7 separate regions of the Homo sapiens genome follow, and all the other regions are linked to region 1. Evidence: chromatin loops called from intact Hi-C (ENCODE). Cell type or tissue: endothelial cell of umbilical vein. All regions are shown on one strand. Each heading gives the region's core, and the rest is flanking DNA. Links, peaks and the distances in the headings are about the cores only. Region 1 has its middle 13 kb from the start of TFB1M. Region 2 has its middle 240 kb from the start of MIR1202. Region 3 overlaps LOC105378072 (a long non-coding RNA gene). Region 4 has its middle 38 kb from the start of NOX3. Region 5 overlaps LOC105378071 (a long non-coding RNA gene). Region 6 holds the start of LOC124901444 (a long non-coding RNA gene). Region 7 has its middle 36 kb from the start of SNORD28B.

Region 1 (4,385 bases), core at 238-4,237:
CAGAGACTTTATTACAGGTTGTAATTATACATTGATATATGGTTATTATTGGTTAATGTCTGTCTTCTGCCGTGGACTATAAGCTACATGTGGGGACTATAAGCTTGTTCAATAGCACACAGAACTATGTAGCTATGAGCAAATTACTTAAACTTTCCCAAAAAAAAAAAAAAACAGTGTGGGGGAACAATACTGCCTCAAAGGTTTTTGGCAGGCTTAATCAGCTATGTAAAGCACTAAACAGAATAGGCTCATTTACTCGATACATGGTAGCTATTCCTGCTGTTATTCCCTACAATATGCTGTGGGCCGTCAGAATTTGTCCTCATTTTAAAATTGTTTCTAGTCTCGTAAAAAGGGAAAACATTCACACAAATAATTAAAACACTATAGGATAAGAGTCTATCACACTAGCCAACAGGAGGCCTGACCTAACAGGCTTTGGCCTTCGCAAATGTGAAGTCGCCGACATTCAGGATACCTTCTATCATCTCTCCTTTAGGGACCATCAGGATCCTGCTGCTTGGATCACAAGCATGGCATTATCAAGAGATTGGCTCAAACACCATCTCCTCAGTGTAGACCTTCGTGATGCTGCCAAGAAGAATTAACACCTTTTTCATCCCATGTCCTCCAGCAGTGTGTGTCTGTGTGTGTCCCTATTAAGAAATTGAAGTTCCTCAAAGGCAAGAATCATGTTTTTCATTTCTATATTCCTAACCAAATCAACTACAATAAATGCCCAAATAAGTTTCATTGAATGAATGAATGAATGAATGAATGAATGAAAAGGAAATTAAAATTACACACACAACAGTGGATATGTAGAAAAGACAAGCACAGCAAGAGCAACTAGGCTGCCCAGGGAGGCAGTATGCAAGTCCAGAACCTAGCTTATGTTCAGAGGGCTTTCAAAAGACAGATCAAAGGAAGTGGAGCCTGGGCAAGAGGCAGCCCTAGTCTGTTTACTCTTCAGTCACTTTGTAACTTACCTGCTGCCCCCACCCCAGGTCTGCTTTGACATGAGATCTTTAAATGTTGAGGTGGGAAGGGGGGAATCGCTTAACTGCTATCTGATTCTTCATCTGTAAAATAAAGCTACTGACACTGACCTTCCTCATAGAGCTATTGTGTGGGATAATTAATTAATAATTGCAGAATCCTTTAAGAGTATAAAGTGCAACATAAATGCTAAGCATAATTTCCACACAGTCTCTGCTGGCTCTTCTCAAGCACATTCCGGCGGCCTCGGGGTCTTTGATCTGCTGTTATCACCTGCAATAGAGCAAACAATGCCTTTGTATCATTAAGCAAATACATAATGAATGGTATTCATTGTTAAAGGTTACTTAGCAATATAACTTTTTTTTTGCCTTTTGAATGGGAACATCCACCGGTGAGAGGATTACGTAAGCTAATAGCTAATGTATCAAAGGAAAGGAGAGAAAAGAAACAGCCATGGCAACCAGAGCAATAGGGCCCAGGCTTTGGCCCTCAGAAGAAACCTGTATCCACCTAGCAAAAGGAGGATAAGGACTAACTGGGAGAAAACCAGAGGGGATGGTGAACAGAAAAGTCAACAACAGGAAATGGCAGACTGTGGCCTAGTCATCCTCTGGCTGTCAGATCTCGGCTTATTGCATGAGACATAATCTGCCATCTTCAGGAGTGTGAACCTGGTCCTCTTCGAGTCTCTGGGTTCTTCCCTTCATGCCGAGTGGTGCTTTGGTGGGAAAATTGTGTTTTTCTTTGAATATAACCTTTTCTAGAGATAGAGGTGGGCGGCACTATGATCAGAGAACCTTTATCCTCTGCATTCCTCCCAATGCTCGGCTCTTCCCCGAGAAATGGCCCTCAACCCAATGCAGGGGCAATGGCTAGCCCCAGGAACAATCATCCCAAGATTCTCAAGGTAAGTGAGACAGACCACCTCCTCCCATAAAATGCAAAAAAGCTCACAACTTGTTCATTGGCTCACTTGATTTAATATCAAAAGATTGGAACAGTGTTACAATTCCCTTAAGTGTTCCTTTGAGATTTAAACAAAAGAAATAACAAATGTTTACTGATTTGGTTTGGATTGTTCAAGTTTAGACTTCAGTACTCTAGCACAGTCTTAAGGTATTTGGTAATTCTACAAGTTTAATTTTTAAATGTTAGAGTTAACTTTTATGTCATGTTTTTCAAAAACTATGTGAATTTACAATGTACTCCTCTCCCTATATTCCTTTAAATAATACCCAAAACACAACTCTCATATACCCCTCTATGTTTTACTGCCTTGGCTACAGGGATTTTATGTCTCTTATTTGGCATTGCTGTTTATTGTCACTTCCCCCATAATTCTGGTTTTTGCTGCCCTGTTTTTTTATCCTTTTGAAAGTCTTTCTTCACTATGCTAAGTCAAACTTTGAAACTCTTGGTAAATGCCATAAAATTTTTCTTAACATGGAACAAGATCGCCACCCAGTGGCCATGCTGAGCTTCACTCTATGCATTTTTCCAGATTTTTCCCCTCACACTTTTATTTATCTGGACTGCAGAACAGAGGTGTCCTTAAAGAATAGCCCAGCCCCTTCATTTTTCTGAGGAGAAAACTGAAGGTCAGAAAGGTTAACATTTGGTCAAGTCCACAATACCACAATAAGACCCATGCCTTAGGCCAGGCTTCAGTCCTCATGTTTTCAAGGACTACCTCAGAACTGGAGGTGACCTTCAGGATCAGCCAATCCAAGCCCTCTAACATACAGATGAGGACACTGAGGCACAGAGAAGAAAAATGGCTTCTCAAGATTTATGGAGCTGACTAAATGGGACAAAATTAACACTTAGCCTGATGTTCATTCTCCTACTTAGACCAATCTCATTTTAAATATTTTATTTTCCCCCTTGGATTATCATAATTCCAGCCTTTAATAGGTGACCATAGTAGATGAGCATAAAATGGTCAGCCCTTGCCTTCCTCAAAATGAATAAAGTTATGTAATGGGAACCGTCAGAAAGGTAAAATTCATTCTCATTAATGAACTGTTCATTGTTGGTATATCCAAAAATATTTCACCACTTTTGTTTATACTTAGGAGGTGATAGATTTAATTAAAGGCAATTAGAAATTCTAACTATGCCTTCTTTCAGTTTAAAGAGAATACTTGGCCAGGCTTGGTGGCTCACGCCTGTAATCCCAGTACTTTGGGAGGCCGAGGCAGGCGGATCACGAGGTCAGGAGATCGAGACCATCCTGGATAACATGGTGAAACCCCGTCTCTACTGAAAATACAAAAAATTAGCCGGGCATGGTGGCGGGCACCTGTAGTCCCAGCTACTCAGGAGGCTGAGGCAGGAGAATGGCGTGAACCCGGGAGGCGGAGCTTGCAGTGAGCCGAGGTCGCGCCACTGCACTCCAGCTTGGGCGACAGAGGGAGACTCCGTCTCAAAAAAAAAAAAAAAAAAGAATACTCATCTCTGGTTCAAAATGTCTTGATTCTAGAATTTCAGTACTTGGATTTGAACACTTCCTCTGGCAAGTTAGGGATGACTTCACATTGTCCACTAACTTCAAAATCCTCTTTATGGCATGAGAAAGATCCACAACATTGAAGAGTCCTTATCACTCTAAATAATTCTGAGTTCCTAAACTCAGGTGAATAAGATTCACAGAGGGTAGCGGATGCTGCCTGGCTTTGCCCCACCCCAGATCCGTATGGTCCTCCTGAGTTCATCTGCAGCTGTGATCCAGGCAAACTGACAGCTCCCCACCTCCCCTGCTGTCTTCCATGCCTGGGGGCTTTGGAGCCTCCCCAGCTTCTGGTGGGACAATGCTGAGTTGGGCTGCACACGGTTTTTCAAAAGATCCCCTGGGATTGAGCCCCAGTTGCCCTGGAGCCCTAACATGAAACTACTCCCTAACCCCTGGAATTGGCCTTTCTCCTTTTCCCATGGCATTTTCCCGACTTCCTCACTTGTGCTTCCTGGGATTACCTCTCCAGGAGGGGCAATTAAACAAACAACCTGCATCCACACCCTTGCCTCAGGGCCTGATTTTCAGGGAATACAAACAACTGACTCTGCATTGTAGAGAAGCCCTGTTTTGCCTTGATGACACATCTAGTCTCTAATAATGGTGTCCCAAGAGGTTGTTCAGTCTGGCCTTTCTCCCTGTATACAAGCAGATTAACTAGGAAGCATGAGAAGTTGAAATGTCAGGGCCTATCACTCGAACAAGCCATTTTCAAGCCTTGGGAAGGGCTCTAGAAATCTACTCACATGGTATATGTTTTTGTAAAATTTACAAAGGCAAGACATTTTAACCCTAGTCAGTCAAGACCACTGTCTCTTTTCAGGTTGTATTCTGGTGACGGAGAGTACTTTGGGAATCTAGCTAAAGG
Region 2 (4,385 bases), core at 184-4,183, 380 kb before region 1:
GTTTTACGAATGAAGACACTGCATCCTACAGGGATGTGGTGACGCGGATGAGGCGGCACTGACTCGTTCTCAGGCCTCATTCTTTCCAACGTTGTCTCCGCTTTTTCCAAGCCTCACGTTCAAGCCCATGGTGGATGCAGGAAGCCTTAGCCCCAAATGAGCTGAGCCTTTGACGGGATAAAAAGCGTTTTACAAAAACGTCTTTCAGAGCTGCTTCTAGCAAGCACGTCAATGATTTTCTCTACGGCTGAGGCAGAGATTCTAATATTAATACAGAGAAGGCAACTCCTTATTTACTGTTTTCATTCCGCTTTTTCCTCACTCATTCAACACTGATTGGCTTTACAGTTCATCGAGGATGGCCTTCATACAGAAAAGGCAAAGTAAGTCCATAGACCAGGAAGCTGAGCTCTACACAAGTAAGAGGGCCTTGAGTACAAGGTGAGGAGGCTCTGCTGCCACATCTGCCACCTGCTGGTTCCACGGGCCGGGATGGGGAAGGATGCTCCCCCGGGGTCTCAGGGCGCCATTTCACCACTTCCCATGGTGGAATATTCAATCGGGGAGGTGGCCTTTTCCAGAGAGGCGAAGACCATTCCCCAGTCAAGACTAGGGAAACTCAAGGCTGTTCAGGCCTCTCAAATCACACTACATGCTACTGAAAGAAATAGCAGCTGCAATCATGAAATCTTTCTGGAGAAACTTCTGTGACGAACATTCTAAGGTGAACCTACGTAGCAGAACCTTCCAAGGGGAACATTTGGGAATCACAGATAGTGAGCTATGGACAAACTGCTGGTGAAAGCATATGGTGTGCACAGTGTGCGGGGTTTTCCTGCCCAGCACCCAGTCCCCTCTTCTGATGACAGCAACCTGATTTCCTTGGGAAACTGTTTCCTCCCACCTTTAATCCATGTGGTTCAGATGAAGCTGACTTGACTCCCTGGCTCTACAGGTGGGTACCCGACTCGGGCGTGACCATGTAGGCAATTCCATCCCCCTGGCTAGAGCAATTGTCTCAAGGGTAGGCAAGAGATCCCAGACATGCCAATTGGACAGTTCCAGGATATATATATAATATATATATTTATATATATATTATATATATATTATATATATAATATATATATTTATATATATTATATATATAATATATATAAATATATATATTATATATATAATATATATAATACGTATTATATATATATTATATATATAATACGTATTATATATATAATACGTATTATATATATATTATATAATACGTATTATATATATTATATATATAATATATATATAAAATATAAAATATATAATATATAAAATATAAAATATATATAATATATAAAATATATATTATATAATATATATATTATATAAAATATATATTATATAATATATATAATATATAAAATATATATTATATAATATATATAATATATAAAATATATATTATATAATATATATAAAATATATATTATATAATATATATAATATATAAAATATATATTATATAATATATATAATATATAAAATATATAATTTATTATATATAATATATAATATATATAATTTATTATATATAATATATAATATATATAATATATTATATATAATATATATAATATATATAATTTATTATATATAATATATATAATTTATTATATATAATATATATAATTTATTATATATAATATATATAATATATATAATTTACTATATATAATATATAAAATATATATAATTTATTATATATAATATATAAAATATATATATAAAAATATATATTTTTTTTTCAAATTTCTGGCATCAAAGCATTCTTTTGGCACTGTCCTTGACACTGGTAGAATGTTAACCTGGAACTGCTAAGGGTCACCACCTGGAGGCAGCCAGTCTGGGCTTGAGGCCCATATGTGTAAAGTAAAGCTGAAAGATTAAATGAATAAATACCAAGTCCTCACATACCATAAACCCAGAGCCAACTATACCTGAAAAAAGACCCTAGAATGTTCAGTTACACAGATTTTTTAAATAGCCTTTTTGTTTGCTTAAGCCGATTTGAGTTGTTTCTAGCTTAAAACAAAAAAATAACAAAGAAATAAATTGAAAATACAAAGGCAAAAGTGGAAATTATCAAGGGCAAGCCTTCATTTATCCTCAATGAAAAGGTACCATCATCCTATATTTAGACTGGGGCTATGAAACAATTTTTTTAATTTGCTGACAGAGAAAAATTGAAAGATGAGAAATTAACATTTATTAAATTTCTACTGAAGAGGGATTAAAAAACCCATCTTATACTACATCCTGGTTGTGCAAAGATAAAAAGTTTATCTTATGTGTAGCTATTCTCTTTATGAGCCTCTATCTACTGATAAGTAGATAAAAATTTAACTATGAATACACTTCTGTTTGAATTTACTCTATTATGTTAATATAAGTAGTCCCATTTAAAAGAAATGCTCTTCCAATTTTGAACCTAAGTTATCTCTGAGTGTAGAGAGAATGTATGGCTAAGACACTTCCATGGCAGCAGGATAGTGTCAGTTGTTCTGGGGAGTGACTTCTGTTTCCTCTGGACTAACATTAGGAGTTGAAACATGAGGCTGAAATGATGTCTGAGCTGGCCTCTTTCTGGTGGTATCCCTGCTGGCACAGGACCATCTAGGCTTCCTCTTCCTTTGTTCCACATGGGTGTAGGAGAGTTTGTAAGTCAGTCTCCTCTCAACATCCCAGATGAGCAGAAGGAAAAGACCTTATGCCATCGGGGTCTCCCTTCTGTTATTTAAACTACCTTCTCCCTTCCGGGCCAAAGTACAAAGCAGAGAAATCAGGAAACATGTAACTCACTATCTGATTGTTTCATGTTTTTACTTCTTCCCATAGACCCTAGGACTGGAAAGAGGACAGGCTTTTTGTTTGTTTGTTTGTTTGAACTTTATCTGTGCCATGATTTCCTTTCTAATTCCAGGTAAGCCCTAATGGTGGACAAGCTCTCTCTCTCCTGCACTATAGGAGAATGCTGTTTATTGAGAATTCCCATAGACTGTAGAAGGAGAAAAAAGAAATGTGGAAGAACAAATCATTTTCTCAGTGCAATAGTTGGCCTGGGAAAATGACTCTTTTGCTGCATAATCTTATTTTGATTGCCTTTTCTCTCTGCCTTTCAGCTGTAACAAATCCCAATATCACTTTAGGCAGACGGATGCTGAGGTGAGCCAGGGCAAAGGTCTGGCACTTGGTAAAACACAAAAGGAAAGCTCATTGGATGTTTAAAACCACACTTCCATTACACTACAGAGTGGCTATTGTGAAGGCATTTTCACATGTTATCTTAATTAATTTTCTCTATGCTCCAATGTTTTTTGAAAATAACGAACAATAGCCCTACAAGATAGATATTATTGCTTTTCTATTAATGAGAAAATTAATCTCAGTAAAGATAAGAAAGTTATACCAAGTCATACTGTGTCAGAGCCACATTTGAATGTAAGTTTACATTTAAATCAAAGTCCGCATTAATAAAGATCGTATATGACTCAAGGCCAGGAAAAAGCGCTAATACATTTTATGTATCAAATTTATACAGTTTCCAACAGGAATATGTCCAAGATTGGAATCAAATCAAATAAAATAGAACGGACATAAATGTACAGTGAGAATTTAGTTTTAAAATTAATTTGCATATGAGAAGGATGGAGAAGGTGAGATTTGATAGCAGCTCACATGGAATGGGTGTGGGCAGTGGCGGTTAGTGAACTACAGGCTCCGTATGAACCATCAATCTGGTATGAGTGCTAAAAAGAATAAGTTGGGGGAGCAGCATTGGAGAAATAAAGATGTCATGAGAGTGTTTTCTGAGTTTGGGATTTTTTAAAAGTTATTTCAACTTTTATTGTAGATTCAGACAGTACATGTGCAGGTTTGTTACATGGGCATTTGCATTACACTGAGGTTTGGGGCACAAATGATCCTGTCACGCAGGTAGTGAGCATAGTACCCAAAAGGTAGTTTTTCAGCCCTTGCCCTGCTTCTTCTCTCCCCACTCTAGTAGTCCCCACTGTCTGTTGTTCCCATCTTTATGTCCATGTGTACCCAATGCTTAGTTCCCAGTTATAAGTGAGAATAGGCAGTATTAGGTTTCCTGTTCCTGAATTAAATTGCTTAGGATAACAGTCTCCAGCTGCATCCATGTTGCTGCAGAGGATATGATTCTATTCTTTTTTATGATGGTGTAATATTCCATGGTGTAGATGTACCACATTTTCTTCATCCAATCGACCATTGATGGGCACCTGGGTTGATTCCATGTCTTTGCTATCGTGAATAGCACTGCAGTGAACATACAAACGCATGTGTCTTCTTGGTAGAACAATGTGTTTTCC
Region 3 (4,385 bases), core at 206-4,205, 560 kb before region 1:
TATTGAATACTCTCTATGTACTGCAACAGTGCTGAACTGTACTATAGAGTGGAGAGAAGACTGACATGGCCCATGACCTTTTGAAATTTACAAATTCAGCCAGAAAATAATGTGAACAGACAATTTATTAATACATAAGAAGAAAATGCAATACTTAAAATTTAAGCATTACATTTCCTAACACATGTACTAAAAATATGAAAAAATAATATATTAGTGAGGTATAGTTCTGTTTTGAGTCAGCAAGTTTGTAGTAAAAATAGTACACTCATATACATTATTGGTGGCAGTATAAATCGGTATAAACTTTTTGGAAAATAATTTGTCAGTGTACATCAAAAAGCCATAAAAATTTTATATCTTTGGCCTAGTAAAATCCACTCCTGGAAAGTTATCCAAAGGTAATAAACCCCAAACAGAATGTTATACATGGAGCTATTAATTGCAGCATTATTTATAATAGCTAAAATTTGCAGTACTATTTATAATAGCTAAAAATTAGAAACACCCAGAATGGCCATCGATAGAAAAATGTTTACCTGAATTATGGCACAGCTGCTGTATGGAAAATTATGCAACTATTAAAAATGAAAATTATGTAGCTAAATGGAAAGGGCTTATAATGAGAATGCAAAAATATACATAAAATTGACTGCATTTATGAAAATACATATGCATATGTAAAAGTAAAAGTTCTACATAAAAATTGAAATAATTGTGCTGGGAAATAGGATTATGTAGTTTTATCTCTTCTGTTATTCTTTCAGTAAATGAAAATAGACAGAGATTCAATAGGAAATGTGAAAGAGTAGGGCAAATCAGATAAAAGACATACGGGCTCATTCACGTGATGTAAGAACAATTCTAGTTTGGCTCAATCGTACGCTACAAACAGAAAAACAGAATAAAATAATTTATAATGCTAAGTGGGTTTGAATTATTGAGAACCTTCCGACTCTATCTAAGGAATTTTGACACCATTACAGAGACAATTAACCAAAAGTATATGATTCTGTGAAAGCGAATAACAGGATGAGAACTGTGAAACAGAAAGGTTAATTTAAGAAGTGCTGAAGGAAGAATTGAAGAAGAAATAAAATGGAGACTCAGAGACTAGGCAAAAGGGCATTGCAGTAATTTAGATGATTGTGATCAGGAAGTGGCTATGGGAGGTGAACGACTGAGATAAATCTGAGATGAAATATAAAGGAATTGACAAGCTAGGTCATAACTGGACATGGGCTTTTATTAATGGCAAAAACCACAATTGCTTTTGCACCAACCTAATAAAAGTGTGTATAAGGAGAAAGATGGTGGCATTAACAGATACAGAAATTGGGAACAAATACAGATTCACCAGTTTCCAGGACATAGTGTTAGAATATACAGCTCAATCATGTTTCAGCCACTGAACTGTGGCATTTAAAACAGACTAAGCAGAGATGCACTGGGTAAAAAGGGAGTCAGAGTGCAAACAGTGGTGCCGCTTACTTGCCTCCTCATAGGCATCCTTGAATCACATCAGAAACTTTCAAATCATGGTGTGTCTTTCTTCCACAAATGCACAATGGAAATGCCTGTATTTTTGATAACTTTGGCTCAAAGATTCTTTCTATTGCTTCTTTTAATATGACATCTCAGCTTCCATGATTTCCGGCAAGTCTCCTTCCCTTTCTCCCTTAGAATAAACACTGCTTATCTTTCAATGTTTTGATCCATCCATTAGTTCCACATAAGCTAAATGATGTGCTTGTGGGATCTAATCTCAGTATGCCAGAAGCGGGTCTCCCAGACCTACTGAGTCATAATCTTTGAGGAAGAGGTTTGTCATGTGGCCAGACATGTGCCAGAAACGACTAGCCTAGCCCTCTTTCTCATTTTACAGAAAAGAAAATCAAGGCCAAAAGATCACTGGCCAAACTCAGGTTTCCTGGCTCCTAGTCCAGTGCTCTTCCCATTACACCAGTAAACACCCTTAAAATCTCTGCCGCTAGGAATTGAAATAAACAAAGTGTACTTGGGAAGTATTTGCTTTTTTTTTCCTTTAACAATAACAAACACCACCACACAGTTACTCATAAAATGTTAATTGCATTCCTTTCCCAATAACATCCTGATTTTCAGTTTAAACTATTAGCTTGAAGCATTAGACATTTCAATAATAAAAAGTGATTCTCTTTTCCATACACCTTCAATTTTTTATTTCTTATAAATATTCAATTGAATATTTCCATTTGTGGTGTATGTTTGCTAATTTACTGGAAGTTGATTCTGTTCCCCAGAAATGTCACTTGGGTGACCCTGCTGGGCTGAAATGGAAAGTCTAAGCACTGATTTTTGAACTCTTAGTTCTGTGTAGGATTCAACAGCTGTTTGCTTTCTCTAGGGCACTTGAAAATAACTCCAGTTCCAAGAGTATTTAGAAAGATTCCACTTTGAAAATAGAAGCTTTCCTTAAGGTAGGATTCATATTTTTTAAATGTAAAGAATTCAACTCTGATGAGATGATTACCTATAATTCATATTTTACTGGTTACACAGCATGGAGCAGTCTTTCATCAAATAAAGCTATAGCATGTTGACAGATTAAAAACCTAACATAGGCACTGTACTTTCCTAGTTGATTCTACAAGGACTTGACCAATAGAGTATTTGCAAGAAATTTTGTCGAAGACCTACTTGTACTTACTCACCACATCTCTGTGAACTGTCAGATAGGAATTAGAGAGTTCCTTGTTGCTGAGGAAGAAAACAGAGTCTTATTTTTATATGTAAATGACTGAACAATCAATCAGTAGCTATTTTGAGTACAGGGAAGATACTTCACACCCTTCAATAGAGAGGTGGAAGAGTCTGCTAAAAATTTAGGAACTAGGATCTCAGGAGGCCTGCAATGAATAAGAACAGATTTCATCTGCTCTAGCAGATAAACCTACTGGAAAAACAACTTACAGTTCTCTTAAAGTTCACTCAGTGGATAGGCAAAGGTAAATCTGTGAATCATTGGATTGCCTCATAATCTATTTAAGAAATTAATAGAAGATTTGGGGGTGTATTTACACCCCCAAATTGCCTTGGAGCCCAGGATATTTTGGTTAAAGATTAATTCACACCTATTGGTCTTTCTGAGACAGACAGGCTGGCTGATTTCCTGTTTTGAGGTGGTTTCGAGAAAAAGAACAAAAGCCCCTTATTCATGCTGCACCTTACCTAACTTCCAGCTGATTAACAACAAGACCCAAGAAGTTATTAACCACCACGAGTTCCTACTTCAGGGGGCTAGGGCCTACCATGAAGTTCTGCGTGTGCAGTTAGACTTAAACTTTAACTTATAGTTACCCTTGCCTCATTTTAATGCTAAAAATCATGCCCAGCAGTGGAGATTTAAAATGCTCATGTTATTTGTGATGTATGAAGAAGCATGTAAAACCACTGCACAAGCTCTAGACAAACCCCTCCTATTCAGGCTCTGACAAAATCCTTTTCTATAGAAAGTCCCTGTAAAACTAACCCACATACTGCCCTTGGGGAGCAACCCACCTTTTCCTTTTGCAGTGCTGACTTCCTTGCACACAAGCTAAAATAAATTTTTCTCTTTCTTTTTGGCTGCTATGTCTGGTGATCCCTCTTGATTTCTCTCCTTGGAGATTACAAGAACTCAGGGCACCAATAACATCTCTTTTGCCACGGATTCAGCATTTCTGAAATTTCAGGGGCCCTTAGTCCTCTTGATATCATCAGGTGTCCAGGGGTAGCAGGCCTGGCACAGCTCCAGCCATCGCAAAGTCACACCGAGAGGTGAAGTGAGCAGAGTCCAAGAGCAAATGGGATGGTGCACCAGCTAACCAGCCCTCTGTGGGAGTGTCCGGTTTCTATTCATCTTCCATCAGGGCTTCAGCATTCTAGGGAAGATACAAACAAGATCCGAGTCAGCTGAGGAACACAAATGAATGTAGAGCTAGTAAGGTGACCCAGGTTTCAAAATCACACATGGGCTGAAGCTGCCAGTGAGATTCAACTTGGCCTTTTAGGGGAAAGGATGGTGCCACAGATTTGTACTCAGAAAAATTCTGTAGGAGGTTCTGATATGGCAACCCCAAACTTCTCCCCCACCTCCCATACACTCATTTATCTACTTTTAAAAAGATGATTTTTTTCAGGTGAAATTTATTCTTTAAAATCTTTATCTTGATAGGAGAATACATAATCTGTTTTTCCTTGTTGCTTAGAACATTAATATATTAAAACAGGAAAGTCTCTGTTATGACTAAGAAAAGTATATATTTCCTCATAAGTCAGTCCATCAGTACTAACTAGTGATTTATCATAAAGGACTTAAGACCATGGTCCTCAACTGCCACTACACCCTAGAATTACCTGGGGGT
Region 4 (4,385 bases), core at 232-4,231, 170 kb before region 1:
CCAGAGAAGTGAAGAACAGATCTGGCCCCGGGAAAAGGGAGGGAAAAGCAAAGCGAGTGGGCTTCAATAATCAGGAAACACCGAGCTCCAACCGTGAGGGGAAAAGGCAGGCTTCTCCTCTCCCCACCTCTGCTGGCCTGAGGGTCACCAGACAAAAATTGGAAGTACTAGCTTAAGGGGAAGGGAGAGAAGAACGGCACGCAGAGGTGCCTAGGCTTCCTCCAAACCAAGTTTCCAAAAGGAAAGAGGGCAGAAACTATCCAAAGACATGGCTGCTGTCTTGCTAACCCCATGACCACAAGGGAGCAGGCTTGGAGCGCTGTTTCAGGCATTCCCCCAGGATTCTTCTTAATTTGCAGCCTGTGTGTGTCAAGCCTGGGTCTGCTTGCAGCCTGTTTACAGAAGAAATGGTCTGAGGAAGATAAACCTAAGGAGAAATCCTCACATCAAAATATTTTGTGTTGAAAGAAATTGCACAACCCTTCCCCCTGTCCTCCGGAAAGGCTTTTTATTTTCTAAAGGGCATGTTGCTTAAATGGCTCCAACCAAGGCTGCACAGAGCTCTTCAAAGGCCTTCTCTGGCTGCCCTTGGGAGACGGTGCCAAAACACATTAGATTTTGAAGCTCTAATTTGAAAAAATGTTTCTAATTCAGATCTCAGTTTCCTTTAGTAAATTTCATAGTATTATTTCTCATTATACCTCCTCTTGGCACTATATATAATCCTATCCTTCTTTTTACCCTTCAGCTGGCAGTCAAGAGGTATTGCATCTATCCAATTCATCACTTAGCTAAGACATGTAAAGCATATTGAGTTATTTTAGCCACTTTCTTCAGGCTTAAGTTCTTAATATGATCACTTTATCGTCCTCAGCACTCTTCTGGCAAACGATCTCAAAATTGCGAGGAATTTTAAAGATCGCTTTAGTCCAGCCACCCAATTGATATCTAAATCCCATCTACCCAGCAGACCAGTGAAACAAACTCCATGGTTACTCAGGCTTCAGGTAACTCAATACTTTGTGAACTGACCCTTTATTTATTTGAGGAGCAGAAGTATATTTTCTTATACTTCTTTCTTCTGGTGGGGAAAAAAACATCTGTTACTTCCAACCATTGTTCCGTGCTCTGAAGTTGAAACAGAAGTCTATGGTTTACAGATATAGCCAATCAAATATTAAAAATAACATTCAAATTCATTGAATATCCCAAGACGCTAGCTAAAATTAGGTAGTAAGTATGTGCGTTAGTTTTAACTATGAATTAAGCCATTTGTTTACTTATCTATTCATCAACTTGACTGGAAAGCACAAAGAAAACATCAAGGTGTTATTTCCTGAAAGTACTCCATTCTTCCCAATGCCTTCTTTTGGTCACTGCCTTACTTGTTCAAGGAGAGCCCTTACTTTCTCTATCATTTACCTATAATATTTTTTTAAATCCCTACTAGGTGGTTGGTAAGAAATATAATGTGAATTTGGACTAATAAGTGAATATGGACTAATTTGGGCTAATAAGTGAATATAACAGAGTGACTTAGCCTTTTCTGATATTATTATATTTTATCAGAGACCTTCAATATTTAACATAAGTACATGATGTTGCAAGCATCAGGTGACCTAGAAGTTTGAAAGGAGTGAGACTTTGAGTCTGGAAAGTGCTTTTGACCTTTTTAAAAGTAAACTTTATTTGTCTAGCCTAGAGCCAGTGCTGGAAAATACTAGTAATATGTCTCCGGTCCTAGAATAAATCCACATTTCAATGTTGAAAGAACTGCTTACATTATTTGCTTGGGGAGATGACTCAAGACGTCTGGCATAAGCCGCAAAACAGCTCAGGCGAATTGAATTTGCATGTAGGAAGTAAGAGGCTTACCATAAGCATTCTTCTGTGATTACTCACATAGTCAAGGGAAGAAAACTCCTGACTAAATTTTTGCACTCATTTTTAGAAATCCCTTTATTGTAAGGATGGAGAGATCCACTAGCTCAGTTGTCTTTCTATCAAGGAAGGACACTTAAACCTCCCTTGACTGGTGAGAGGTTAAGGATCTCCCAGGAAGGAAATGCCACTGCTTCTTGTGATTGTCTTTGCCAATGTACCATTAAAAATAAGACTGTGTGTCTCCTTGCCCCTCTTGCCCTGATTCCAACCCCTCTGAGTCTCCCTTTTTCTCTTCTTTTCAGAATGCCATTTTCACTCTCCTGACCCTCCTCCCCCCATCCACACCCCACCCCAGATTAATCTTTGCCAAGTGTGTTAGTCCATTTTCATACTACTATGAAGAAATACCCAAGACTGGGTAATTTGTAAAGAAAAGAGGTTTAATGGACTCACAGAGAGGAGGCCTCACAAGCATGGTGGAAGGCGAAGGAGGAGCAAAGTCACATCTTACATGGTGGCAGGCAAGAGAGCATGTGCAGGGGAACTGCGCTTTATAAAACCATCAGATCTTATGAGATTTATTCACTATCATGAGTACAGCATGGGAAAAACCTGCCCCCCTGATTCAATTACCTCCCACCAGTCCCTTCTACGACACCTGGGGATTATGGGAGCTATTTAATACAATTAAATAGGAGCTCTGGGTGGGGACACAGCCAAACCACATCACCAAGCAAGCTCTGGTCTGCTCAGAGTTCCAGTGACTCTATTTGCTTCCAGAATAAAAACCAAACTTACCTGGTGCTCCAGATTCTTCACCAGCCACCTTAATCCTACATTTTTAGGCTGACATCCCACACTCTCTTCACAAATCCTCTGACTTTGGCAAAGCTAACCATTGTGCCCACCTGCAGTGATGCAACCCTTTTCACACCAGCTCCTGGTGTCCTGCCAGCCTGAGAGTTCTTCCACACTTGCTTCCATGTGAGCGTGCCCTACCCGCCTTTAGCACGAATGCTTCCATGAAGATTTATTTGCTACTGCTCATGATTTCTCCTCCTAAACCCTTGGGGAATTGTGTTTTTTCCTTTCTTGTGATAGGTACATGGTCTAACTTGCACTGTTTTACCATCTTCCTCCCTGACTACATGCTCTCCTATAGCAGAGCCTAGTACCATGTCTTGCATCCAGTAGTGCTCAATAAGTGCTTATCAGATAGCATCAAACATTGGCCAGTAACCTGAGTTTATTCTCAGACTCAGATGCCAATGAAAAGAAATCAAGAAAGACTAAATGGCATATGTGCATGTTCATTTTAGCTCTTTTCAGAATATTGACCTTGATCACTTAATTCAAGGGAGTTTTGTGGTTATATCACTGAGTCCATTGTTATGTACATATGTGGCGATTAGAAGAAAAGGAAAAAAGTTCATACTTGCCTTCATCAAGTTTTAGTGCTGATAAACCATGCTAGAAACTATTCACATTTCCCTTGCTGCTGGCTCCCTCACCACTTTTTATTCCATTGGTGCTATTGTATCCCACTTAACATTTGTATGCTGTTCTCTTGAAGTCTTTGGAGTTCTTGCAGAGTATCACAATGCCTTATAATCAGTTAGAAAAATGGAACAATTCAATTTCCCACCAACATAACTCTGGGTAATCCTCCTTTGCTGCTAATTCTAAAAAGGACTGGAAAACACACACAAAAAAAATCACAGTGCTATTTCCTGAAATAATTCCATTCTCTCTGATGCCTCCTCCAAAGTGGCAGCAGAAGCAGAAGAAACAAGGTGATCTTCCAGGAGCTAATGGTAGTGCCACCATCCAGGACTGTAATAATTGAGCGTTAATGTCCTGAGCTGTTGCTTGTCATAAATCCTCTATATGTAAAACTCGAGCCTCTGCTACGCAAGATTAATGGTTAGTAGTGTATATAATATTTATTAAACCTCTTTTTATGTTGCTTGGCAATCTGTGCTACCATCAAACAAGTTGAAATAATTGACATTTAGCACATCAACCTGCTTTTGACTGAGAAGCATGACATTCATGTAGATAGTAAACATTTGGCAATTGCTGTAAATGTCTCCAAATTTAACGTCATGACCTTTTCTCAGGTAAATGTTTTTGGATAAAATGTAAATAATGATTCACTGTATGTCAAATACCACAGTATGTCAAATACTGTGCAATGTCAAGTTTACTGTCTTGTTACCCTCCAGAGGTTCATAGATTGGTTGACCTGTTGCATCTTTCAGTAAGTTTTATAGGAAAACTCACTATTATTTATTATAATTCATTGGGTTTCCCTACTTTGCCCTCACAATATTTCTGATTAAGAAGAAGTGTGGTTTGGTTTCACCATATAATTAAATGAAACTTGGCATTTTAAAAATCCATACTCCAGCATGAAAAAATTAATACTATTTCAGTGGCCTCAAAGCACAAGGATGCATAACATGCCATAGGATCTCTGGAAGCAGTCACTTTGAATGGGC
Region 5 (4,385 bases), core at 137-4,136, 1.0 Mb before region 1:
TTTGTCAAAGGCTTTTTCTGCATCTATTGAGATAATCATGTGGTTTTTGTCTTTGGCTCTGTTTATATGCTGGATTACATTTATTGATTTGCATATATTGAACCAGCCTTGCATCCCAGGGATGAAGCGCACTTGATCATGGTAGATAAGCTTTTTGATGTGCTGCTGGATTCGGTTTGCCAGTATTTTATTGAGGATTTTTGCATCAATGTTCATCAAGGATATCGGTCTAAAATTCTCTTTTTTGGTTGTGTCTCTGCCCGGCTTTGGTATCAGAATGATGCTGGCCTCATAAAATGAGTTAGGGAGGATTCCCTCTTTTTCTATTGATTGGAATAGTTTCAGAAGGAATGGTACCAGTTCCTCCTTGTACCTCTGGTAGAATTCAGCTGTGAATCCATCTGGTCCTGGACTCTTTTTGGTTGGTAAACTATTGATTATTGCCCCAATTTCAGCTCCTGTTATTGGTCTATTCAGAGATTCAACTTCTTCCTGGTTTAGTCTTGGGAGAGTGTATGTGTCGAGGAATGTATCCATTTCTTCTAGATTTTCTAGTTTATTTGCGTAGAGGTGTTTGTAGTATTCTCTGATGGTAGTTTGTATTTCTGTGGGATCAGTGGTGATATCCCCTTTATCATTTTTTATTGTGTCTATTTGATTCTTCTCTCTTTTTTTCTTTATTAGTCTTGCTAGCGGTCTATCAATTTTGTTGATCCTTTCAGAAAACCAGCTCCTGGATTCATTGATTTTTTGAAGGGTTTTTTGTGTCTCTATTTCCTTCAGTTCTGCTCTGATTTTAGTTATTTCTTGCCTTCTGCTAGCTTTTGAATGTGTTTGCTCTTGCTTTTCTAGTTCTTTTAATTGTGATGTTAGGGTGTCAATTTTGGATCTTTCCTGCTTTCTCTTGTGGGCATTTAGTGCTATAAATTTCCCTCTACACACTGCTTTGAATGCGTCCCAGAGATTCTGGTATGTTGTGTCTTTGTTCTCGTTGGTTTCAAAGAACATCTTTATTTCTGCCTTCATTTCATTATGTACCCAGTAGTCATTCAGTAGCAGGTTGTTCAGTTTCCATGTAGTTGAGTGGCTTTGAGTGAGATTCTTAATCCTGAGTTCTAGTTTGATTGCACTGTGGTCTGAGAGATAGTTTGTTATAATTTCTGTTCTTTTACATTTGCTGAGGAGAGCTTTACTTCCAACTATGTGGTCAATTTTGGAATAGGTGTGGTGTGATGCTGAAAAAAATGTATATTCTGTTGATTTGGGGTGGAGAGTTCTGTAGATGTCTATTAGGTCCACTTGGTACAGAGCTGAGTTCAATTCCTGGGTATCCTTGTTGACTTTCTGTCTCGTTGATCTGTCTAATGTTGACAGTGGGGTGTTAAAGTCTCCCATTATTAATGTGTGGGAGTCTAAGTCTCTTTGTAGGTCACTCAGGACTTGCTTTATGAATCTGGGTGCTCCTGTATTGGGTGCATATATATTTAGGATAGTTAGCTCCTCTTGTTGAATTGATCCCTTTACCATTATGTAATGGCCTTCTTTGTCTCTTTTGATCTTTGTTGGTTTAAAGTCTGTTTTATCAGAGACTAGGATTGCAACCCCTGCCTTTTTTTGTTTTCCATTGGCTTGGTAGATCTTCCTCCATCCTTTTATTTTGAGCCTATGTGTGTCTCTGCACATGAGATGGGTTTCCTGAATACAGCACACTGATGGGTCTTGACTCTTTATCCAACTTGCCAGTCTGTGTCTTTTAATTGGAGCATTTAGTCCATTTATATTTAAAGTTAATATTGTTATGTGTGAATTTGATCCTGTCATTATGATGTTAGCTGGTGATTTTGCTCGTTAGTTGATGCAGTTTCTTCCTAGTCTCGATGGTCTTTACATTTTGGCATGATTTTGCAGCGGCTGGTACCAGTTTTTCCTTTCCATGTTTAGCACTTCCTTCAGGAGCTCTTTTAGGGCAGGCCTGGTGGTGACAAAATCTCTCAGCATTTGCTTGTCTGTAAAGTATTTTATTTCTCCTTCACTTATGAAGCTTAGTTTGGCTGGATATGAAATTCTGGGTTGAAAATTCTTTTCTTTAAGAATGTTGAATATTGGCCCCCACTCTCTTCTGGTTTGTAGGGTTTCTGCCGAGAGATCCGCTGTTAGTCTGATGGGCTTCCCTTTGAGGGTAACCCGACCTTTCTCTCTGGCTTCCCTTAACATTTTTTCCTTCATTTCAACTTTGGTGAATCTGACAATTATGTGTCTTGGAGTTGCTCTTCTCGAGGAGTATCTTTGTGGCGTTCTCTGTATTTCCTGAATCTGAACGTTGGCCTGCCTTGCTAGATTGGGGAAGTTCTCCTGGATAATATCCTGTAGAGTGTTTTCCAACTTGGTTCCATTCTCCGCATCACTTTCAGGTACACCAATCAGACGTAGATTTGGTCTTTTCACATAGTCCCATATTTCTTGGAGGCTTTGCTCATTTCTTTTTATTCTTTTTTCTCTAACCTTCCCTTCTCGCTTCATTTCATTCATTTCATCTTCCATTGCTGATACCCTTTCTTCCAGTTGATCGCATCGGCTCCTGAGGCTTCTGCATTCTTCACGTAGTTCTCGAGCCTTGGTTTTCAGCTCCATCAGCTCCTTTAAGCACTTCTCTGTATTGGTTATTCTAGTTATACATTCTTCTAAATTTTTTTCAAAGTTTTCAACTTCTTTGCCTTTGGTTTGAATGTCCTCCCGTAGCTCAGAGTAATTTGATCGTCTGAAGCCTTCTTCTCTCAGCACGTCAAAGTCATTCTCCATCCAGCTTTGTTCCGTTGCTGGTGAGAAACTGCGTTCCTTTGGAGGAGGAGAGGCGCTCTGTGTTTTAGAGTTTCCAGTTTTTCTGTTCTGTTTTTTCCCCATCTTTGTGGTTTTATCTACTTTTCGTCTTTGATGATGGTGATGTACAGATGGGTTTTCGGTGTGGATGTCCTTTCTGTTTGTTAGTTTTCCTTCTAACAGACAGCACCCTCAGCTGCAGGTCTGTTGGAATACCCTGCCATGTGAGGTGTCAGTGTGCCCCTGCTGGGGGGTCCCTCCCAGTTAGGCTGCTCGGGGGTCAGGGACCCACTTGAGGAGGCAGTCTGCCCGTTCTCAGATCTCCAGCTGTGTGCTGGGAGAACCACTGCTCTCTTCAAAGCTGTCAGCCAGGGACATTTAAGTCTGCAGAGGTTACTGCTGTCTTTTTGTTTGTCTGTGTCCTGACCCCAGAGGTGGAGCCTACAGAGGCAGGCAGGCCTCCTTGAGCTGTGGTGGGCTCCACCAAGTTGGAGCTTCCCGGCTGCTTTGTTTACCTCAGCAAGCCTGGGCAATGGCGGGCGCCCCTCCCCCAGCCTCGTTGCTGCCTTGCAGTTTGATCTCAGACTGCTGTGCTAGCAATCAGCGAGATTCCGTGGGCGTAGGACCCTCTGAGCCAGGTGTGGGATATAGTCTCCTGCTGCGCCGTTTTTTAAGCCGGTCTGAAAAGCGCAATCTTCGGGTGGGAGTGACCCAATTTTCCAGGTGCGTCCGTCACCCCTTTCTTTGACTCGGAAAGGGAACTCCCTGACCCCTTGCGCTTCCCAGGTGAGGCAATGCCTCGCCCTGCTTCGGCTCGTGCCCGGTGCGCGCACCCACTGGCCTGCGCCCACTGTCTGGCACTCCCTAGTGAGATGAACCCGGTACCTCAGATGGAAATGCAGAAATCACCCGTCTTCTGCGTCGCTCATGCTGGGAGCTGTAGACCAGAGCTGTTCCTATTCGGCCATCTTGGCTCCTCCTCCGACCCCTCAATCTTAAACTTCCTAGCGTCCAGAACTGTGAGCCAAATGAACTTCTTTGGTTCATAAATGATTCAGTCTGTGGTATTCTGTTATAGCAAAATACAAATGGACTAAGCATTTGTATTTTGCTAGAATTGCTACCATTTGTGTTTACACAGAATACCTGGTCTGTGATATGCTGTTATAGCAAAATACAAAAGCAAAATGGACTCAGATGGAGAGCCAAGCTTTATTGGCTTGGCTTTGGTGGTAGCTGGTGTGCAGGGAAGGACATGACTCACTGATCTAAGGAACTCTCAGGCATTATTTTGAAAAATACTGACTCTGTGGTACTTGCTGTCTGAGTGAATCCGTGGGAGCTGCATAGAACAAGTACTTCTTCATCTGAGACTTGAGGGATAAGTTAGAATTTTTTAAGTAGGCAAGAGTAGTAGGAAGAGTGTTCCAGGCTAAAGCACAGGTATTTTCAAAGTCATGGAAACGCACAAGTTTGGCAAGCTCAGGAAAAGAGTTTCTGGCCTCTGTTATTTTAGGAAGTCCTAGACCAGAGTTGTTTTTGCTGATGGAAGTAACCCAGGCAGCACT
Region 6 (4,385 bases), core at 271-4,270, 1.4 Mb before region 1:
GTTTAATCTCTCCCTCTTCTCTTGTTAATTCTGAGTTCCAGCTCTTTCTTAACAGTGATGTCTAAAATCTCCTGTGTCTTATGATACAGGATAAGACACAGGTCTCTTATGATAAGAGACCTTATGCTTTCGCATTGTTATGGTCAAAGATCTTTAATCAAAACACTAGTTCCTCTTTGTTACCTCTTTTCTTTCTCCCTCTTTCATAAAGAGCCCCCACAAATGGTATTAAATGTTTTGTTCTGGGAGTTTCAGGCCAGGGATTTTCCTTGACATTTCTTTTTTGTTTCATGTACTTTTTCTGAAATTCCCCAATAAACTGTCCTGTTTTTCTTTTTACTTTTGTTTTTGTATATCCACATTGCTTATTTTATTATATATTTGCATGCCCATATTCCAGAACCACTGAACAGCATGTTTTGTGCTTTTCCTGGCTGTTACCTGTGTGGCAAGGTATTCAGTGGCTTCCTGGCTTCCTTTTCTATGCCCCCTGAGTAACCCCCTATGCAGATTCATCACTTTCCTACTCATTGTAGGTTCCCTGCTTTGCTCATGTTGTTCCCTCAACCTGGAGTGGCCTTTACTGTCATCTAGAGTTGGTCTTCAGAATCCAGCTCAAATGCCTGGCCTTTCACAAAGCACCGTCTGACCCTTTAACTGTTCTTTCCTCTGTGCTTGGTAGCATTTTACTATCACCTCCAATATATACTCAGGAGTCATCTACTGAGCACCTATGGTGTACCCTGGAGGGCTGGGGCAGAACAGACAACAATCAGCCTTGGTATCCACCCTCTAGGAGTCCGGGGAAATAGGAAAACAGAACTGGAACCCAGTGTAGTCCAGGCTGAAATGGAGGTCAGCAGAGACGCCAAGATAATGACAGGGCCACGCCAGCGCTCGCTGGCTTTTCTTTAACGCACGTTTTCCCTTAGTAAAAATCAAGATCCTGAGGGAGAAGTGATCCTTTTTAATTCGCCTTTTCGGGACTTTGTGGCAGCGCTTAACGCGCCTTATGCTTAATGGCACACGTCGGGGGGCTCCCGGGAGATGACGGGTGGGCGGACCCCAGGCGCAGGTCCAGTCCCATTACCCACATTTCCCGGAGCCCAGTCTACTTTTCACATCTTTCATTCCCCCTGAAATAGATGCACATTCGCCTCCAGATTTAGAATAGGAGCAATGAGTATTTCACGAAAGCCTGGAAAATATGACTTTTCCAGAAATGGCTTAAGTCGGTCATAGATCTTCAGGCTCCTGGCAACTGCGGGACGGGGGTGTGCCCTAATTGCATCCATTTCCTCCCAGGCCTGATTGGGAATCTTGCACCGGCATCGCGAGCCCCGCTCTTCGGCCTCCAGGAGCGAGTGAGGGACGCGGGAGAGGGGCTTTTCTTCGGCGTGCGCGTCCCCCTGCCGCCGGCTTCTCCAGCTCCTCGCCGGGCCGCGCTGCCGCCCAAACTCCGCGGCGCCGCCCGCTCCGCGCCCGGCTCCGGCCCAGGTTTTGCGGCCCGCCCGCCGCCGCGCTCGCCGAGCCGGAGGCTGGCGCCGCCGAGGCCGCCGCGGCCGGGGCGTGGGGGCCGCACCGCGCACGCGCGCCCGCGGCGTCTGAGGCTCCCTGCGCCCCGACTCCGCGCGGCCGGAACCCTCGCGCCGCCGCGCCACCCGGAGCCGCCCGGGACCCGGACCCCGCGCGCCCCGCGCCGGGCGGGGACTATTTTCTCTGCCCGTGTCCTCTCCTCTCCCCACGCCGGGAGGAACATTCCTGGCTCTCCCCGCCCGGCTGCGTCTGTGCCCGCTCCTCCCCCGCCGCGTGTTTTCCGCCCCAGTAAAGATCGTGCCACACAAATAAGCCTCGAATGCCCTTTGCCGAGCAGGCAGGAGGGCAGCAAGCGCAGAGCCCGAGCGGGCCATTTTCAGGGCGCGTCTCCGGAGCCGCTAAAAGTCTTGTTTTCTCCCAAAAGTGGAAGGTGGGAGGTGGGGCGGTCGTGGGGCCGCTTCCAACTGCTACACACGCTCGAATAGTTGTCAGTAAAATCAAACTGACGTCAGCCCTGAGGAAAAAGATAGGTCTCTTTTGTTCTCATGTTCTACCCCCGCCCCTTGCGATCAAAGGCAAAAAACATTTTTTTGGAGGTGGGGGGAAAGACAAAAAGGGGGAAAAAATTGCAATGCGGAGAGATAGCTTCCATCAGAGCTCCTGCCCGGGCGATGGGAATGTTTAATGAATGCATCAAGCCTTTTGATCACCCTCGCTCGGTTGGGTTCAGTAGTGCCGGAAGGTTAGTTGCATCTCCTGTGGCTGATCTGAAATTCGATCAGCAGAGGGGGCAAAGAAAAGAAAAGCATTTTAATGGGAATCAATAGGGGATCATAGGTCTTGGAAGGAAATACGTGTTGATTAAAAATGCCACAAGATTAAAAAATGTCCACGACTTGTTTAAAAAGAGAAAAAGGAAAAAACAGAGAGGAGAGGAGAGAGAGAGAGGAGAGAGGAGAGGGGGAGGAGGAGGGAAAAAAACCCTTAGCAATCTATTTTCTCTGTGTGTTGCTGCCAGAGAGGCAGTCAGCAGACCAACAGTTTGTATAATGCTTCAAGCTACAGCGGGCAAATTTAAAGCTGTATGCTCAGAACAACATAATAAATACTTATTGAAAATGCATTTCTATTTCTAAGCGGGGTTCACTCATGCATTATACAAAGCACCTAGGGCTGCAGTAGCGAGACGCAAGGGGACAAATAAGGTGTACTGTGGCTCAAGTTCTTAAAACTAAACTCTCCAGCTTTTAACAGTTGACAGCAAGAACATAGACACTTAAAAAATGTATGAAAAACTAAACGAATAGCTTGAAAGATACCACGGACTTAAATTGTCTGAAACTTAAAGTTGTAATTTAAAAAAATCTGATAACTGAGGTTGAGGAGAAGGATAGCAAGGGGAGTTAGTGGTAGATAGCATATTGATTGGGTTACAGAGTGGAAAATTATTGCCCTGTAGGTAGAGAAAGTGATCAGCGGTGTGATAAAAACGGTGGAAGGTTTTATGACTATCCATCTACTACAGTGGGAAAGGGAAAAAGGTATTTTAAACCCATTCTTTGACAGAAAAACACAAATATACACCCTGTTTGCATAGCCTTTTAGAAAGAAATCAATTTACATTTTTACATTTTTGCATGTTAAACAAAGTTTCTTCATTGCAGTGGTGGAGCCTTCCTTTCAATAGCCTTTTAGGGAGTCCTCCAGATCTCCTGCATTCTAGTCCTACCCTTTACTCATCTTCCTCATTTTTACCTTTTCTTTCAATCTCTTTGAAGGACGTAAAAAGCGTCAAAGAGGTTTCTCAGGGCAATTTCCCTTGGATGTTCCTAATATTTAATTTCAGTAGTTTGGATAAAGGGGGATCTGTTATAATGGAGGTTTCCTTGTTGAGCCACGAATTATCTTACCTCAATATTTTTGGTCTCTACTAGATTATAAAATCCTTGAAGGCAGGGGATGTATCTCCTCTATCATTCATATTTCCAACAATGCCCCTTAGAACAAAACCTTGCACCTGGGAAATAGTAGAGAGAGCTCATTGAGCACTTTGGGTTAATAGCGGTAGATGGCCCATTGGATTTCAGAGAGGAAAAGTCATTGCTGGGTAACCTCAGAGAAGTGACTTAGCTTCTCTGAGCTTCAGGTTCCTCATCTGTAAAGTTTGAATGCTTATATCTAGCTACCAGGACTCACTTTTGTGAATGAAATGCTCATAAAGCACACTGTGTAATGTGCAATATCTGGCTATATATACATATATATCTAAATACATATATAATGTATCTAAATATATCTATAAATTTTATGTTCTATCTATCTATCTATCTATCTATCTATCTATCTATCTATCTATCTGCCTATCTTGTTCCTTCTCCTAAGATTTCTCCCACCCAGAAGCCCTGACTCCTTTATTCACACTCTGATGTGTCCCCGCCTTGAATCTGGACTGTAGCTGGATTGATGCTTTATGACGTTCAAGGCTAGATTATAAGAATCTTGCTGCTTCTACTTGGGACTCTTGGAATGCTCACTCTTGGGACATTCCCTCCTAGGACCCAGCTGCAATCTTCAGGAATCAGGGATCTTGTGTAGGTGAGATCAGGTGGACAGGTTGATAGTGTGCAGTGAACTCCCAGCCAACAGATAACATCAACTGCCAGCCATTCACTGCCAGCCAAGTGAATAGGCCATTTTGGATGGCCAGGCCTGTCCAAACTTCTGATGACTCCAGCCCCAGCTGTTGTCTGACTGCAATTGTATGAAAGACCCCAAGCAAGAACTGCCCAGCTGAGCTTAGTCAGCCCATAGAACCGTGAGAGGTAATATATAAAATGTGCAAATAAAAA
Region 7 (4,385 bases), core at 257-4,256, 1.1 Mb before region 1:
ATCCATATCCACTGTAGGATATTAAGAGAAGCAAAGCATGATTCCTGCCCTCTAGAAGTTTACAACCCAGAGGAGAAGCAGACACATGCCACTTGCATGACTGCCATGGCTTTTTAGCCATAATCCTTGCTTTGGCCCTCTTTTCCTTAAAGACTTTTGTCTGCACAGCACCTGAGTGATTCTGTTGATGACTAAGAAGACCAAGTCTCTTCTCTGCTCTAAGCCTTCCAATGGCTTCCCATTTCACTTGGAATAAAAGCCAGACTCCTCTTGGTGGCTTATACAGCCCTCTGCAGTCTGTCAACCATTGCTGCTCTGACATGGTCTTGTATCACGCTGAACACCTTTAAAATTGCAACCCCTCCCACCCTTCATGCCTGGCACATAGCAGGTACTCAAATATTTGTTAAATATTGAATGAAGAAAATGTATTATGTAGTGGAATGCAATTAGTGCTACAAAGATACTTAACTGAAGTGCCATAGGAATACTTTCTCCTTAACCATGTGGGATTCATAATTCCTCTATTTGATGAGGATCAAATTTCTCATCAATCATAAAAAGGTTGGCTTGGCCGTGTAAAGACAGAAGATGTTATGCTAGAATTAACAGAAAGGAATATTCTTCAAAATATTCGTAGGATTGGGTACAATGTGATTATCCAAATACAAGAAATTGGTAAAATTATGGACTATCTGATGAATGAAAAATGATGCAGTTAAATAAAAAGAATAGTCTTGCAGAAGACTAATGATATGGAATTATGTCATTTTATATTATTAAGCAAAAATCAAAAAAGCAAGTTATAAAATAGTATAATCCATTTTTGTATGTATATTTCAAGTAAAGTTTAAAATTATTTTCATGAGTTCTTAACCTGTTTTATGCCATGAAGTCTTATGAAGCTTATGTACTTCTAAAATTAATGTTTTAAAATGCATAAAAAATAACATAACAAAAGAAGCTAATTATATTTAAATGCTGCTATGTTTTGAATGTGTTTCCTACAAAATTCAAGTGTTGCCAATGCGATAATATTAAGAGGTGGGGCCTCTATAAGGTGATTAGGCTGTGAGAGCTCCTCCCTCATGAATGGGATTAAGGCGTTTATCAAAGAGGCTTCATGCAGCATTTGGTTCTCTTTCCCTTCTGCCTTCAGCCATGTGAGGACACAGTGACCTTCCCCTCCTGAGGATGCAGCCCTCACCAGACAACTGAACGTGCTGATGCTTTGATATTGGACTTCCCAGACTGCAGAACTGTTAGCAATTTCTGCTCTTTACTAATTACCCCATAGGTGGTGTTCTATTATAGCAGTACAAATGAACTAAGACAAATGGAGTTACAAAATGTTATAAGACAAATTTTTAATATAATTATATACATGCTTCTTAATTATCACACCAAATGAGAATACACTTAAGTACAGGTATACTAAAGTTCAATTTCATCTTTAAGGACAAATCAGTGTGAAGGCCATTATGACTCAGCTCGAATAAGAACGTTAAACTGTAGAGTTAGAGTGGTCTTTACCAAGGAAACACTTGTTCGTGCTGAACATCCAGTCAGTTTTGATTTCTTTTTGATTGTTAAAAGTGGCAAAAATAGAAATTTACAAAGACCTACTTTTGTAAGTAGAATAAATTGCTTCCATATCTTCCTTTACGAGATGAAAATAGGCTCTCTTAAGAAACACTAGAATTCTTCAAGTCTCTTTTTTCTTTCCAGATCTTTGATTTTTTTCCTTATATGTTAGTTTTTTAAAAACTATGATATTATTTACAGACCGCGAAAAGCACAATCTTAAGGTATAGTTCCATGAGTTGTGGCTAATGCCTAATCCTAATTCCTTCCCCTAGATCATTTTCTGATTTCTGTTCCTGTAGATGACTTTTGCTTGTTTTCAGCTTTTCACAGATGGAGTCATAGAGTATGTGCTCTTCAGTATCTGGCTTTCCTTAAGCTTATTACTTTTAAGCTCCCTTTATGTTATTGTATGTAACAATTGTTCATTTGTTTAATTGCCAAGAAGTATTTTATTATAAACAAATTATTTATTCTCCTGTTGATGGACTTTTAGGCTATTTCTCGTGCATGGTTAGTATGAAGAAAGCTGCCATTATCATTCTTGTTTAAGTCTTTTTTGTAGAACTACATTTCAATTTTGAGTAAATTGGGTAAATATTTAGGAGTAACATTGCTGGGTTACAGGACACATTTATATTTAACTTTAATACAAACTGCCAGTTTTTAAAAAACAGTTGTGCATGTTTTTTTTTTCTCTTTCACTTTTTTTTGATTAGTCTTGCTATGTACTATGGTTAATCGATTTAACTATTCACTTTAAGAAAAAATATTTTGGCTTTGTTCATTTTTCCTATAACTTGTCTATTTCTAATTTTATTTATTTCTGCTATGATCTTTATAATTTTTCCCTTCTGTTTACTTTAGGTTTTAAGTGCCATTGCTTTCTACTTTCTTTCACTTTAAGGTGGAATTCTAGATGATTAATTTAAAAACTTTTAAACAAATATAAGCGTTAAAGGTATAATTTTTCCTCTAAGCACTGCTTTAGGGGCATCCCATACATTTTAATATGTTAGATTTACATTATTGTTCAATTTGAAATATCTTCTAATTTCCCTTATGATTTTGTCCTTGATTCATGGATAGTTTAGAAGTATCATGCGCTATTTCTAAGTATTTGGGGGAATTTCTAGATTTTAAAAATTGATTTCAAATTAAGTGCATTGTGGTCACAGAACATACTTTGATTTCACTCCTTAGAAATTTATTAATATTTGTTTTTCTCATTTGTTCTCTTCCTCATTTGTTCTCTTTTCGCTCTTACATGTCCTTTTAGAGTTAACCTAGTTTTTTTTATACCATTTAATCTCTTCCATTAACATTTTAGCTATATCACTGTATTTATCTCCTATTACTATTAAAACAGAAATGGCTTAAAACAACACAAATTTATTATCTTATAATTATGGAGGTCAGCAGTTTAAAATGAGTCTTACAGGGCTAAAACAAAGGTGTCAGAAGGATGGCTGCATTTCGTTTGCAGCCTCTAAGGGAGAATCTCTTCAATTCCTTTTCCAGTTTCTTGAGGCTGCCCATATTTCTTGGCTCATGCCGTCTTCCATCTTCAAAATGAGAATACATTACAGTATCCCCCCTTATCCACAGGGGATATATTGCAAGACCCCCAAATCCTATATACATGTCACTGTGTTTTCCCCTATACATGCACACCTATGATAAAGTTTAATTTATAAATTAGGCACAATAAAAGATTAGCAACAATAATAATAAAATAGAACAATTATAACAATATGTCAGCTTCACTACTCTTGCGTTTTTGGGCCATTATTAAGTAAAACAAGGCTTATTTAAATACAAATACTGTGACACTGCAACAGTTGATCTGATATCCAAGACAGCTACTAAGTAACTAATGGGTGGCTAGTGTTTACAACTGATATACTGGACAAAGGGATGATTCACATCCTGGGTGGGACAAAATGGGATATTGTGGGATTTCATCATGGTACTCAGAATGGTGTGCAATTTAAAACTTACAATTTGGAATTTTCTATTTACTATTTTTGAACCTCAGTTGACTACGGGTAATTGAAACCACAGAAAATGAAACCATGGATAAGGGAGGACTACTGTAATTTGTCTTTGTCTTTGGTGGGGGTGGGTGGGTTGTATTTTCCTTATCTTTGGTTTTCAGCAATTTGAATGTGATGTATCGATGTGAGGATTTTTTTGTGTATATATTTTTGGGTTGTGTTGAATTTCTTTGGTTCTGCGCATTTGGAAATTTAGAAAAAATTTGGAAAAAATGTCATTGTTTCTTTAAATTTTTCTCTGTTACAGGTTCTCTCTGTTTACTTTCTTAAATTCCAATTTCACATATGTTAGAGTACTCAATATTGTCCCACAGGTCACTGAGGCTTTGTTCATTTTTTTTTTTTTTTTTTGAGATGGAGTTTTGCTCTTGTTGCCCAGGCTGGAGTGCAATGGTGCGATCTTGGCTCACCACAACGTCCACCTTCTGGGTTCAAGCAATTCTCCTGCATCAGCCTCCCAAGTAGCTGGGATTACAGGCATGCACCACCACACCTGGCTAATTTTGTATTTTTTAGTAGAGACGGGGTTTCTCCATGTTGGTCAGGCTGGTCTCGAACTCCCAACCTCAGTTGATCCACCTGCCTCGGCCTCCCAAAGTGCTGGGATTACAGGCATGAGCCACCGCGCCTGGTGGCTCTGTTAATTTATTTAGTCTATTTTCTCTCTGAGTGTCAGTTTCCTTAGTTTCCTTTTATTTGTCTTCAAGTTCACTAATCTCTTCTTCGGTGTCCAATCTGCTTTTA

Evidence for each region. A loop is a pair of places that touch in the nucleus more often than their neighbours do. Peaks named below come from ENCODE experiments on the same cell type or tissue, not always from the same donor. Only the 100,000 strongest peaks of a DNase experiment are listed, where the experiment ranks them.
Region 2: it touches region 1 in a loop (2.5-fold over the local background); 3 of 110 quality-filtered maps call a loop at or near these places.
Region 3: a loop joins it to region 1, with 5 times the contacts of the local background. A loop is called at or near these places in 3 of 110 quality-filtered maps.
Region 4: it touches region 1 in a loop (4-fold over the local background); 25 of 110 quality-filtered maps call a loop at or near these places.
Region 5: it touches region 1 in a loop (14-fold over the local background); 2 of 110 quality-filtered maps call a loop at or near these places.
Region 6: it touches region 1 in a loop (4-fold over the local background); 18 of 110 quality-filtered maps call a loop at or near these places.
Region 7: it touches region 1 in a loop (3-fold over the local background); 4 of 110 quality-filtered maps call a loop at or near these places.

The regions. Positions count from the first base shown.
Region 1 is chr6:155,325,779-155,330,163 of GRCh38, reverse strand. No RefSeq gene overlaps it. Among named protein-coding and RNA genes, the nearest start is that of TFB1M, 13 kb to the right of the region's middle. In endothelial cell of umbilical vein, for the core only: a CTCF peak has its summit at 2,486 (motif pointing left); a DNase peak (open chromatin) is centred at 2,433; H3K27ac peaks cover 463 bases.
Region 2 is chr6:155,704,837-155,709,221 of GRCh38, reverse strand. No RefSeq gene overlaps it. Among named protein-coding and RNA genes, the nearest start is that of MIR1202, 240 kb to the left of the region's middle. In endothelial cell of umbilical vein, for the core only: no CTCF peak of the experiment used is centred there; a DNase peak (open chromatin) is centred at 2,651.
Region 3 is chr6:155,881,462-155,885,846 of GRCh38, reverse strand. LOC105378072 (a long non-coding RNA gene) reads right to left here. Exons shown (of 3, transcript XR_001744424.2): 3 at 1,224-3,902. All of the region lies in intron 4 of LOC101928923 (a long non-coding RNA gene), which reads left to right. Among named protein-coding and RNA genes, the nearest start is that of MIR1202, 63 kb to the left of the region's middle. In endothelial cell of umbilical vein, for the core only: no CTCF peak of the experiment used is centred there; DNase peaks (open chromatin) are centred at 1,926, 2,756 and 3,326; H3K27ac peaks cover 2,019 bases.
Region 4 is chr6:155,491,243-155,495,627 of GRCh38, reverse strand. No RefSeq gene overlaps it. Among named protein-coding and RNA genes, the nearest start is that of NOX3, 38 kb to the right of the region's middle. In endothelial cell of umbilical vein, for the core only: no CTCF peak of the experiment used is centred there; DNase peaks (open chromatin) are centred at 357 and 1,767; H3K27ac peaks cover 2,713 bases.
Region 5 is chr6:156,360,667-156,365,051 of GRCh38, reverse strand. The region is part of intron 5 of LOC105378071 (a long non-coding RNA gene); the gene reads right to left. Among named protein-coding and RNA genes, the nearest start is that of SNORD28B, 16 kb to the left of the region's middle. In endothelial cell of umbilical vein, for the core only: no CTCF peak of the experiment used is centred there; no DNase peak of the experiment used is centred there.
Region 6 is chr6:156,684,636-156,689,020 of GRCh38, reverse strand. LOC124901444 (a long non-coding RNA gene) reads left to right here and starts at 3,949. Exons shown (of 2, transcript XR_007059829.1): 1 at 3,949-4,358. RefSeq lists a silencer at 1,496-1,805 and enhancers at 1,159-2,085, 2,646-2,755, 2,086-3,013. In endothelial cell of umbilical vein, for the core only: no CTCF peak of the experiment used is centred there; DNase peaks (open chromatin) are centred at 1,240, 1,950 and 2,280; H3K4me3 peaks cover 2,011 bases; H3K27ac peaks cover 1,678 bases.
Region 7 is chr6:156,412,476-156,416,860 of GRCh38, reverse strand. No RefSeq gene overlaps it. Among named protein-coding and RNA genes, the nearest start is that of SNORD28B, 36 kb to the right of the region's middle. In endothelial cell of umbilical vein, for the core only: no CTCF peak of the experiment used is centred there; no DNase peak of the experiment used is centred there.